2 separate regions of the Homo sapiens genome follow, and region 1 is linked to region 2. A link is a contact called in ENCODE Hi-C or POLR2A ChIA-PET data. All regions are on one chromosome and are shown on one strand. Each heading gives the region's core, a stretch centred on a gene start or an enhancer-like site at or near the end of the contact. The rest is flanking DNA. Distances are from core to core; before and after follow the strand shown. Region 1 overlaps CDC42SE2 (CDC42 small effector 2). Region 2 holds the start of LMNB1 (lamin B1).

Region 1 (6,560 bases), core at 2,677-5,176, 4.5 Mb before region 2:
TTGCAAGGAGCTCTGAAAGAAACAATACTGTTCATTATGCTTAAAATATGCATTGCCTGTATTTTTCCTCTCCCTCATTTCAGAAGTCAAATACACAAGAATTATTCTACACTGCTATTATAAATTGAAATGCTTAGGTCCATGTGAAAAATTAAAAGTTCTCTTAGCCATAGTCAGAAATTATTTTATTTATAATATATGCTAATCATGAATCAATATAGAATATTAACACTCCTTACACTGATGATCCTGCTTTTCTTGGCTGAATAAATTTATATCAGTAACATACAAAGATACAGCTACTGTTGGTTTTACGGTTTTGGGTTTTATTTTGGGGCGGGGGGAGCAACAGGGTCTCACTCTGTCACCCAGGCTGGAGCACAACCCGAGCTCACTACAGCCTCAACCTTCCAGGCTCCAGAGATCTTCCTGTCTCAGCCTCCTGAGTTGCTGGGACAAAGGTGTATACCACCTCACCAGGCAATTTTTTTTTTTTTTCAGAGACAGGGTTTTTTTATGTTGTCCAAGCTGGTCTCAAACTCCAGGGCTCAAGCAATCCTCCCACCTTGTCCTCCCAAAGTGCTGGGATTACAGGAATGAGCCACTGTGCCTGGTCTGGGTTTTGTTTTTTTAGAGATAGGGTCTCATTATGTTGTCCAGGCTAGACTCAAGTCCTTTGGCTCAAGCAATCCTCTCACCTCAGCCTCCCATGTAGCTGGGACTAAAGCGCACACCACCATAGGCAACCTCTATTATCATTTAAAAAAACTATTCTTTTACTTTGATTATAAAAGGAATATATGATCATTGTAAAAAGTGTGGAAAATATAGAAACATTTTTAAATTGGGGGCTGGGCCCAGTAGCTTACATCTGTAATCACAGTGCTTTAGGAGGCTAAGGCACAGGATTGCTTGAGCCCAGGAGTTCACAACCAACCTGGGCAACAGAGCAAGACCCTATCTCTACCAAAAAAAATTTTTAAATTAGCTGGGCATGATGACATGTGCCTGTAGTCCTAACTACTCAGGAGGCTGAGGTGCGAGGCTTACTTGAGCCCTGGAGTTCGAGGTTACACCAAGTATGATCACACTACTGCACTCCATCCTGGGCAACAGAGGAGACTAAGAAAATTAAAAATAAAGAAATTAATAACCATCCCCCAAAACCAGGTACACTGAACAGTTGTACACGTACAATTTTGTATCCTACTTTAGCACTCTAACAATTGTTTTCCTTTGAAATCCTTTACAATGAATTACTAATAAAAGATATATGCAGATGTACCTAATTTAACGACTCTTTTTTGTTAAAAATTAAGGTAATTTTCAATTTTTTAAAATTATAACTAATGCTTCACTGAATACTTTTGGATAAAAAGCTTTCTGAAGGATAAATGTGTTATATCCATGCAATGGGACATTATTCAGCCATTAAAAGGAATGAAGTACTGATACATACCACAACATGGATAAACCTTGAACATATTATGCTAAGTGAAAGAAGCCAATTACAAAAGGCCACATATTTCCTACACGGCTGATGGAAACGTAAAACTATGCAGCCACTTTAGAAAACAGACTAGCAGTTCTGCAAAATATTAAACACAGAGTTACCATACAACCCAGCAACTCTACTCCTAGGTATATATACCCAAGATAAATTAAAACAAATCCATGCAAAAACTTGTACATGAATGTTCATATTTATAGCAGCATTATTCATAACTGAAATGTGCAAACAACCCAACGTCCATTCACTGATAAATGGACAAATAAAATACTGTATAAGCATTCAACAGAATAATATTCAGCCATAAAAGAGAATGATGGGCCTGGCGCAGTGGCTCACACCTGTAATCCCAGCACTTTGGCAGGCCGAGATGGGCGGATCACCTGAGGTCGGGAGTTCAAGACCAGCCTGAACAACATGGAGAAACCTCGTCTCCATTAAAAATACAAAATTAGCCAGGCATGGTGGCACAGGCCTGCAATCCCAGTTACTTGGGAGGCTGAGGCAGGAGAATCACTTGAACCCAGGAGGCAGAGGTTGCAGTGGGCCGAGATCACACCACTGCACTCCAGCCTGGATAACAAGAGCGAAACTCCATCTCAAAAAAAAAAAAGAGAATGATGTACTGATACATGCTATATGAATAAATCTTGAAACATTATGCTAAATGAAAAAAGCCAGACACAAAAGGTCACATATCGCATGATTCCACTTACATTAAATGTCCAAAGAGGCAAATCTAGAAAGAGAAAATATGTAAACGGCTATCAGAGGATGTGGGGAGGGAAGAACAGAAATGACTACTCATTTTGTTTTGGGGTGATGAAAATATAAAATTAGTAGCAACGGTTGTACAACACTGACTTATGTAAAAAAGGTGATTTTGGCCAGGCGCAGTGGCTCATGCCTGTAATCCCAGCACTTTGGGAGGCCAAGGCGGGCAGATCACCTGAGGTCAGGAGTTCGAGACCAGCCTGAACAACATGGAGAAACCCCATCTCTACTAAAAATACAAAATTAGCCAGGCATGGTGGCACATGCCTGTAATCCCATCTACTCGGGAGGCTGAGGCAGGAGAATCGCTTGAACCCGGGAGGTGGAGGCTGCGGTGAGCCGAGACTGCACCACTGCACTCCAGCCTGGGCAACAAGAGTGAACCTCCATCTTAAAAAAAAAAAAAAAGGGCCAGGTGCAGTGGCTCACACTTGTAATCCCAGGACTTTGGGAGGCCAAGGCAGGCGCATCACGAGGTCAGGAGATCAAGACCATCCTGGCTAATATGGTGAAACCCCGTCTCTACTAAAAATACAAAAACATTAGCCAGGCATGGTGGCGGGCACCTGTAGTCCCAGCTACTCGGGAGGCTGAGGCAGGAGAATGGCATGAACCCGGGAGGCGGAGCTTGCAGTGAGCCGAGATCGCGCCACTGCACTCCAGCCTAGGTGACAGAGCAAGATTCCATCTCAATAATAATAATTTTAAAAAGGTGATTTTTTATGTGAATTATCTCAATTAGGGTGTCATTAAGGAAGGAAAATAACCTCCTCTCCCCCCAAAGAAGAAAAAAAAAGGTTACTTCCTTAGAATAATCTCTCAGAAGTGGAAATACACACAAATATGCCAAAGCGCTTTTGAAACAGGTTCCAGATTTATACTACCTCCAACAACATATTTAGTACCTGTGTCATCACTGTACTCAGGTCTGAACAAGCACCATTCCTTAAACCTTAAATCTGATAAGAGAAACTTGCTATTGTTTATTACTTTAAAAATGAACACTTTCTCCCCATATCTTAATCATAAACTTTTCAAATGGTCAGTTCTTAGCCTTTAAAAGTGACTTCTCTATGTATATAACACAAATGTTTCGATTTCTCAGGAAATGTAGAAATGGACTTTCTTACAATTTTGGTCAGCAATAATTAACTCATCCTAACTCAGTTCTATTTCAGCTTTTAACCTTAAAACTTTCCTTTAAGTCACATATTTTTAAAACAGTCCGAAAAACTACTCTCCTCCTTAGACAGGGAAATTAAAATTTCCCTGAAAGATCACTACCTGGGTTATACATGTTTCTAGTTTCCTGATGGCACTTAACTTTCAAGTGAAATGTCCAAGTGGCTCCCAAGACATTTTAAAACGATATGGTATTGTTGAAAGGAAATTAAACATTTATTAACATCTTATTCTACAAGCCAAATGCTTTATGTGCATTACTTCATTTAATCCTAACAAATGTATTACTCTCACTTAACTGAAAAGGAAAATGAAAATCACCAACGGTAAGAACTTGCCACGCAGCAAATATGCAGCAAAGTTAGAGATCAAATCGAGGTGTGTCTAAATTTCAAAGTCCATATTCTTTCTGCCACTTTACAATGCTTTCCAAGCTAAATGACTATGGAAAATCAGGCAAGACTTTGAATACTTGTTCTGCCACTTACTGTGTGACTAATTTCTAAACTTCTTCAGAGTAGAGTTTACAAAAACAAGGTCACTGTTCACAAAATAAATCTTAAAAGAGGAGGCTAAAAATTCACTGTGAGATGAAACTTTCTTTAAATACTATTTTTTCAACAGCAAAATGTATGGAATAATTCTAAACACTTTTCTAGAATTTGTTTCAAGATTCACTTTACCTTCCAACAGAGGCACTTGCATATCCACTCACAAACATGTAATGTAGATAAAAAACACTTCTTTAGGGGCTGTCAAGTCTCTTCTGTAGACCACAAATGCATCATTTCTCAGTAGAAAAGGCCACATCAACTACATTGCTCTTTACTCTTCTTTACCACATGAGAAATGTTTTCAGCAACATATACACCATTCAGGAAGTAGCACAAGGGGGTAAGAGAAAAAGCTACTGAAGAGAAAAAGACTGGAGGAGCTTGTGAGCAAGCAGTGATACAACACAGAAAGGACGAGGTTAAGAACAATAAAAATGAAGGCAAGACATCAGCGGTCTACTCTACCCCAGGTAATGGATATCACTGTGATCAAGGAAAAATCCTTAAAGGATCTTTGATTTGCTTTTACAATTGCTATTTAACGACCCAAACAACCACTTGACAAATTTGGAACTGGTGATTTCCAAAGAATGCAATATACCAATATATATGAGCAATTCTTCCACAAGGATTTTTCACATTCATAAAACAAAAATCAAAGGAAACATTAACATAAGAATTCTTACATGCTAAAATTTTTCCAAGAACTATTTCACTCCTCATTCTCACACATAAAAAGGGTAGCAATATCTAATAAAATTGTCATACTACAGATAGATGAAGGCCTTCAATAAAACACAGTTTTCTTCCAAAATTATTTTACTATTAAAGGATCAGTCGGACTTGGACAGACTAAAAAATATAAACTTATCTACAGGCTCATATTTTACCCTAGGGCTATTATTAAAATAATTCTGCTGTACATAGAATCCTGAATGGTTTTCATCAGCTAGTATAAAACAATCAGGCTATTGTGCAATGGTAAGAGGGCTCTTAAGAAAAAAATTACTGCTGAAAGTAATTCTTTTCTCCAGTTGACTTACCACATTCTACTCTCTATAAACACCATTGTTTTTAATCACAACTTTACCTACAGCTTTATCCTCGTCAAACAGAATTTTCACTTTCCAATATGACCCTTTCAAACTGAAGTAATAAAAAGTAATACTTTTATGATAATATTCGTTAAAGTGAAATGTCAGAGTCTATGTAAGATTTTGTGAAAAAACATATATTCATATTGAGGTATCTGGAAGGATGTTCATCAAAACATGACCACTGACTAGTTATTATATTTTAGGGTGGTAGGATTAAAACTTTTTCCTTAGCTTGTATATACTTTCTGATGTTCTACATTAAATACAGTTTGTGTGTGTGCATAAAAGAGAATAATTTCAGTTAAAGGGTAAGAAATGTAGACCCCATATTTTAATTCAGTAGCACCAGTTCAAATCCAGTTATTCAGAATTAACAAAGCAACTGTTGCTCAAAAAATGCCAATAAACTCCCGAGCCAACTAAGTTCAATTTTTCTTTGAGACAGGGTCTTGCTCTGTCATCCAGGCTGGAGTGCAGTGGTGTGAGCTCAGCTCACTGAAGCCTTGACATCCTAGGCTCAAGCAACCTCCCACCTCAGCCCCCAAGGAGCTGGGGTCATAAACACACTCATGCCCAGCTAATTTTTGTATTTTTTATAGAGATAGGGTTTCACCCTGTTGCCTGGGCTGATCTCGAACTCCTGTACTCAAGCAATCGCCCACCTCAGCCTCCCAAAGTGCCGGGATTACAAGCGTGAGCCAACCACTGTGCCCAGTCTCAGAGTTCAATTTTTAAACAATAATTTTTCTCCAGTCAGAAAATGCTGCCTGTAACTTTGTGTCTCTTTAAAGAACTGGGGGAGAAGGTAGAGGGAGAGTGTGGAAAACGGACTGGAATGTCCAGGTGACCACAGGAAAGGTAACAGGAAAAAACTTGAGAAAACAAGACAACACCATTTCATTGATTTGTAAAAGAAATCACAGAGTAGAAGAAAGTAAATTATCAGAGAAAGTAAGCAAGCACTTAAAGGGTAATAAGTAAAAGCAGAAAAAAAAGTTAAAAAAAATTGAACTCAGGAGTATTTATGTAAATTATTCTGAAAGGGGGGGGGGGAGGGCTGAGAAAATGCTATATAACAAACTGAATCAGTTCTGCTTTCTTGACCAGAAAAGTAACGCCTTTCAATAATCTTATTTAGCATAAGCAGTAAAACCAAGAACACTCTGTCAGAGGATCTGAAGATCTTTTGTGCCTGCTTTGGAATGAACTATTAGATACACAGTTAAACAATATACAAACATATAAATAGCACATTTTATGCAATAAATGAATCTAGAAGTAATCATCAGATGTAAAGAGAACATAACTTTGAAAAAGAAGGTAAAAGCACTGATATAACTCCACTGACCACCATAAAGAAATTTCTTTAAACCAAAATAAGTAATTCTACTAGACTAAACCATAAGAAATTGCCAATATTCACCAGGTGTGGTGGCTTACGCC
Region 2 (6,552 bases), core at 1,943-4,442:
GCTGGGATATAGCTCCCCCACTACACTCTCAGCAACAAAGAACAGTAATTCATTTTTTTAAAAAAATCTTCATATCCTCTAACATAGAACGGTGACTGGTACGCAACAGATATTTGATCTGTGTTAATTTTTTTTTTTAGACGGAGTCTCACTCTGTCACCCAGGCTGGAGTGCAGTGGACCATCTGGCTCACTGCAGCCTCTGCCTCCTGGATATCAAGCGATTCTCCTGCCTCAGCCTCCCCAGTAGCTGGGATTACAGACGCCCGCCACCACGCCCGGATTTTTTTTCTTTTTTGAGATGGGGTCTCACTCTGTCGCCAGGCTGGGGTGCAATGGCGCAATCTCAGCTCACTGCAATATCCGCCTCCTGGGTTCAAGCGATTCTCCTGCCTCAGCCTCCCAAGTAGCTGAGACTACAGATGCATGCCACCACGTCTGGATAATTTTTTGTATTTTTAGTAGAGACGGGGTTTCACCTTGTTAGCCAGGATGGCCTCGATCTCCTGACCTCGTGATCCGCCCGCCTCGGCCTCCCAAAGTGCTGGGATTACAGGCGTGAGCCCCCGCGTCCGGCCAATTTTTGTATTTTTAGTAGAGACGGGGTTTCACCATATTGGTCAGGCTGGTCTCGAACTCCTGACCTCAAGTGATCCGCTCACCTCGCCTCCCAAAGCGCTGGGATTACAGGCGTGAGCCACCACGCCCGGCCCTGTTTGACATTTTAATATCTATGAAACCCATCATGATGGGTCCAACAGGATGGATCCTACACAGTTGGTCCTGATGTTTTTATTTTCTTAGTGGTACACATAATAATGGCAAGTCTTACAAGCAACGATATCTAAGATTTGAAGGAATTCAGTGGCAAAAAATTTGGAGGAACATAGAAATAATAGTGTGAGTTAACTGACTGCTCATTTTAAAAGATGAAACCAAGGCTTAGTAAATCCAAGAAAGGGAAATACAAGCTTAGTATTATTTTCGAGTTGTATAACTAAATATCCAAAGAAATAAAAACAAAAAGGGATAAATGTGATTGCCTCCGGAAAGAGGTAGTGCAGTTATCGTTTTTCGCTACAAACCAGTCTATACTATTTTATTCTTACCACGTGCACATGCTTTTTTATGAACCGAAAACATATGATAGGAGGGATAAGTAAAAATACACAAAATCTCAGAGACTTCGGACAGGGACATTCACGCAGATACAGACAGAAAGACATCCAGGGGCAAAGGGTGTCAAAGTGAGAATAAGGTACCTCCAGAAATTTCAGCTGGCAGTGCTAATGGCGACCATGAATTTCAGACCCAAATTTTGCAAATCTCTAAAGCATGACATCAACACTTGTTGCCTACTGATGACAGGCCATTTTGCTTATCAGAAAGTCAAAATAAGGCCAGCAAAGGTCTGCAAATGTATCCTTGTGCACTGGAATGAAAACTCGCACTCGCTTAGGTGAATTACAAACTCTCCTTCGCTCAAACACTCAGCATTTACACAGCACCCTGTCACCTGCCCTGGTCTACTATCTGCACAGTGGTCGACTAAGGGGTACTAAGCACAGTCTCTACCCGAAAGCCTGACTATACTACGAGGAGGCAAAAGCTGGGGACAGAGGGCCGCTGCCTGAGGGGTAGGAGAACCGCAATTCTAAGAACGGTAGCCGTGACATGCACAAACCCAGCTTTCCTTCCCTGCGCAGAACCACCCGAGGGACCGCACCATCCCCGCTGGGACAGGACACATTTCCCCAGAGAAAGCTAACCAGCTAGCAAACCTAACTTGCCCGGGGCTGGCTGGAGGCGCACGGATCAAGCTCCGCCTCTCTCTCCCGCCTAAAGCAGGCGTAGAATCTTCGCAAAACGTCACAGGGCCAAGACTGAGCGCGCCAAAGCGGGACCCACCCCCAGGAGACGCGGATGCTGCGGGAAGGTCCCTCCCCTTCCTCTCTCTGCCCGCGCGAAGCTCATTCATTCTAGAGGCGGGCTGCCAGTCCTCCCCGGCCGCCCATCCCGGCACTGCAAATCCGCTAGACGCTTTGTCTCGCGCCGGCCGGAAACTGGGGCGCGCACGCGAGCGCGCGCTCGCGCTCCAGCTCCCCGCACCTGGGGCCTGAGGGGCCGCCTCTCCGCGCCGGCTCCCCGGATTCGAGTGCGAAAGCGGGAGCTCCTTCTCGGCAGTCCCAGGCGCGCACTTACCACGTCCCAGCGGGTATCCAAAATCTAGAAATGGGCATCACGGCCCCCCAGCGCTACAGCTCGAGCCCCCTCCGCGACCCCTGCTCCGCTATGAACTCTAGATTCTTTCTCCTTTCCGGAGACCGAGACCCTGTTCCTTCAGAAGGACGCGTGCATCCTGGCCTCTGCTCCCTCCCCACGGCAGAACCCGGTGAGCTGGTCGCCGCGGTTGCGCCCCCGCCCCTCCTTGGCGCTAACGCGGCCGCCAGCTAGCACTCACTTGAGGAGCAGCTGGTCGTGTTCCGCCTTGCACTTGCCCAGCTCGATCTGCAGCTTGGCGCGCTCGCGGGCCGTGTCGTCGAGCGCGCGTCGCGCGTCGGCCAGCTCGGTCTCGTAGAGCGCCTTGAGGCCGGTGAGCTCACGGCCGCGCACCTCCTCGCGCTCCGTCACCTGCAGCTGCAGCGCGCTGTTCTCCGTCTCCAGGCTGCGCACCTTGTCGATGTACACCGCCAGCCGGTCATTGAGCTCGCGCAGCTCCTCCTTCTCCTGGAGCCGCGACAGGCGCGTGGGGCTCAGCGGCGTGGTGGGGCCGCCAGCGCGGCTGCCCATCCGCGGCGGCACGGGGGTCGCAGTCGCCATGGCGGGCGGCGGAGACAGCGGGGCGGCGAGGCCGCGAGCGGGACCGTGATAAGGAGGGGACGGCAGGGGGCGAAGCGGGGACCGAAGGCACAAACCGGCGACCTGCGCTCACGTCCAGACGCTGGCGTTTAGAGGAACGGAGAAGCACCTGGGATGGCGGGAGCTCGATTACAGCACAAAGGGCAAAGGCGCGCGGGGGGGAACTACGAATCAATCGATCGATCGCGAAATACCCTTTGTAAGAAAACACACACACCCACTCACACACGCACGCGGGAAAATGCAAGACGAGGGTGACTGGAGGCCCAGCAGGGTTCGCGCCGCCGCCGTCTCCTGCTCGCAGCACTTTGTTTCCTCTCAGGCTGCACGGAGCGGCGGGCGGGGGGAGGAGGGCCGGGAGGGGCGGGCTGGAGGCAAGCCGCGGGGGGCGGAGGTGGCGCGGGCCGCGGCGCCGCACTCCCCAACATGGCCGGCACGCCCCGGCGCCTCCACGTGACTACCATGGGCCAATGGGGAGCAGGCAGCGCGCTTCGGCGGTTCGGGGGCCGGGCCTGTAAATTTAAAATCTGGCCCTTGGGCAACCGTCAGCTCGGCCCTCCCGGCTGGGCGGTTCCCGGACCAGGCTCAGGGCTGTAAGGAAGGACGCCTGGGACTGCCCACCCGCGCGGCTCTGGGCCCAGGGCCCTCCCGCCGCCCCGCGGGGACCCCTTGGAGGGGCCGGGCCTGAGAAAGGCGGGAAGGAGCCCGGAGGTTTCCGGGACGGATCTGCGCCACCGCCCACACTCGGCGGTTCAGGGAAATTCAAATATAAACGTCCCTAAAAGCCACACGCGAAACTCAGAGTGTCCCCGGCCACCGCGGGCGTGGTAACCTTATCCCCCGCTCCGCTGGAGGGCTCGGGAAACGGCCTGGAGGCCGGGACGCTGTGGAATTACGTAATAGGCACTTGAGTCCGAGGTTCCAAATGCACGGCTTGCAGGTTCCAAGTACCAGCCTTTATTTTTCTCTCCGGTGGAAAACTGTATCAGGCAACTTCTTTCCATGAAAGTGAGATCTGTGCGTCTTGAAGCCGATAGATTATCACAGAAAAACCAGCAACCCTGATTTTAAATCATTTGCCAACAGTGTTAATGGGCGGTTCCTAATCCGTTTCTTAATTTAAGGGTTTGTAAAATCAAAAAACAGCTCAGAAATGATACGATTAACATATGACGGTGAGTAACTACGAGAGCAAGCTGTTTCATACTCCGTTAAAATCAGGTACATAAAAATCTGAACTTGTGAAAATTTAAGATGAAATAATTTTTTGCTTTTAAAAAGAGGCTCCCAAGATGTCACTGGCAGCTACTTCTATTAGAAAGCACATTCATCCCTTTGAAAAGTTCCTAATTTTTAGCTAACATTTATTGGGACTGAGTGCCAGCACCAGGCTTTTCATGGATTACCCATCCACACAATCTCCGTGTGATGTGGGAAACTGGATTGTTTCTATTTGAAAATTCATCCGGGCGGGCGCGGTGGCTCACGCCTATAATCCCAACACTTTGGGAGGCCGAGTGGGGGAGGATCACCTGAGCTCAGGAGTTCAAGACCAGCCTGACCAACATGGTGAAACCCCGTCTCTACAAAAATACAAAAATTAGCCGGGCATGATGGCGGGTGCCTGTAATCTCAGCTACTTGGAAGGCTGAGGTGGGAGAATCCCTTGAACCCGGAAAGGGGAAGTTGCAGTGAGCCGAGATGGCACCATTACACTCCAGCCTGGGTGACAGGGAGACCCCGTCTCAAAAAAGAAAGAAAGAAACCATCCATTTTATAGATTCACTGTCTGAAGGCTGCTCCGCAGGACTGCGTTTGACAGGTCCCAGGATTCTAATTGACTCGAGTCTGGCCCTTAGCTATACCCTAGATGACCACCTTACCACCTATTAGGAACGCTTCTGTAATTAATGGTTACTTACTTTTAAAATGGCAGAAATGGAGACCAGGATATTCTTTAACTGTTAATCAAGTCATGTACATAAGAATTAGTGAAGAGCACTGGGAGCTGCATATTCATCCCAGATGAATTTTTGGCACTCTGTGAATGATGACATTCTCCTTATTAATGGTTCTATTTCCTGTCCGGTTTCCTAAAATACTTCCTTGCTTTTTGGGGGGTGGGGGGGTGGGGGGGAGGATGGCAGGGAGACGGAGTCTTGCTCTGTCGCCCAGGCTGGAGTGCAATGGCACAATCTCAGCTCACTGCAACTTCCACCTCCCGGGTTCAAGCGATTCTCCTGCCTCAGCCTCCTGAGTAGCTGGGACCAACGCCACCATACCCGGCTAATTTTTTGTATTTTAGTAGAGACTGGGCTTCACCGTGTTGCCCAGGCTGGCCTCGAACTCCTGATCTCAGGCAATCCGCCCGCCTCGGCCTCCCAAAGTGCTAGAATTACAGGCGTGAGCCACCGCGCCTGGCCATGAAATACTTCCTTTCTTAACCTCATTGAGAAATAAAGAATCGAAAAGCTTAGACTTTAAGTATTCAAGTAATCTTAAAGGGAACTTTAAAATCTAAATTACTGATGAGAAAACCGGCCGGGTGTGGTGGCTCAGCCTGTAATCCCAGCACTTTGGGAGGCCGAGGTGGGCAGATCACTTGAGGTCGGGAGTTCCAGACCAGCCTGTCAACATAGTGAAACCCCGCCTCTACTGAAAATACAAAAATTAGCGGGGTGTGGTGGCGCGCGCCTGTAGTCCCAGCTACTCCGGAGGCTGAGGCAGGAGGCAGGAGAATCGCTTGAACCTCAGAGGCAGAGGTTGCAGTGAGCTGAGATTGCGACACTGCCTAGGCGTCAAAGCAAGACCCTATCTGCAAAAAAATAAAAAAAATTTTTTAAAGTTAAATAAAATAAATTACCGATGAGGAAATTAGACCAAAAGAAGGTGAGTGCTGGGTCCCAGGCTGTGGAACCAGGATTGGAATGTAAATCTGCTTGTTCTCACTTGGTTGTGAGACCCTTTCCACTACGACAGGTGATATAGTCAATCCATATGGTTTTATGGTTTTCATTCCTTGCTCCCCTTTACCTGTCTTTTAAAAATACTTGGTTGGGAGGCCGAGGCGGGCGGATCACGAGGTCAAGAGATGGAGACCATCCTGGCCAACATAGTGAAACCCCGTCTCTACTAAAACTACAAAAAAAAAAAAAAAAAAAAATAGCTGGGCGTGGTGGCACGTGCCTGTAGTCCCAGCTACTCGAGAGGCTGAGGCAGGCGAATGGCTTGAACCCGGGAAGCGGAGGTTGTCGTGAGCCGAGATCGCGCCACTGCACTCCAGCCTGGCGACAGAGCGAGACTCCGTCTCAAAAAAAAAAAAAAAAAATTGTCAGTTTTCTTTTAAAATTATTTCCTGTCCATTTTTTAAGTTTTAAGATTATATGTGATTCCAGCAATGATCTCTATTGCTCTCAACCCCATGAAGCTTTGTTTTTTGTTTTTGTTTTTGTTTTTTTTTTGAGACAGAGTTTCGTTCTTCTTGCCCAAGCTGGAGTGCAGTGGCGCGATGTCAGCTCACCACAACCTCCATCTCCTACCTCCTGGAGGGTTCAAGCGATTCTCCTACCTCAGCCTCCCGAGTAGCTGGGATTACAGGCCTGCGCCACCACACCGGGCTAATTTTGTATTTTTAGTAGAGACGAGGTTTCATCATGTTGGTCGGGCTGGTCTCCAACTCCTGACCTCGTGATCC

What was found. A loop is a pair of places that touch in the nucleus more often than their neighbours do. ChIA-PET counts read pairs that join two places held with the same protein, here RNA polymerase II (POLR2A). Pooled maps may share reads with other maps.
Region 1: a loop to region 2 is called in a map with no recorded cell type, with 7 times the contacts of the local background. The contact joins the enhancer-like site here to the promoter of LMNB1 in region 2. A Hi-C loop is called at or near these places in 1 of 37 single-sample maps with no recorded cell type and 1 of 50 pooled maps. POLR2A ChIA-PET finds 5 or more read pairs at or near these places in 1 of 52 experiments (MCF 10A).

The regions. Positions count from the first base shown.
Region 1 is chr5:131,279,062-131,285,621 of GRCh38, reverse strand. The region is part of intron 1 of CDC42SE2 (CDC42 small effector 2); the gene reads right to left. Among named protein-coding and RNA genes, the nearest start is that of CDC42SE2, 18 kb to the right of the region's middle. Within about 2 kb of position 3,926, at least 6 of the 41 ENCODE cell types and tissues checked have a DNase peak (open chromatin) inside an H3K27ac peak, as active enhancers do.
Region 2 is chr5:126,773,776-126,780,327 of GRCh38, reverse strand. LMNB1 (lamin B1) reads right to left here and starts at 3,192. Exons shown (of 11, transcript NM_005573.4): 1 at 2,461-3,192. The coding sequence starts at 2,819. It overlaps LMNB1-DT (LMNB1 divergent transcript), which reads left to right and starts at 3,842. Exons shown (of 4, transcript NR_134485.1): 1 at 3,842-4,033. RefSeq lists enhancers at 53-142, 153-222, 1,526-1,615, 2,631-3,431 and silencers at 2,106-2,215, 2,426-2,475, 2,786-2,865, 3,066-3,715, 4,366-4,415.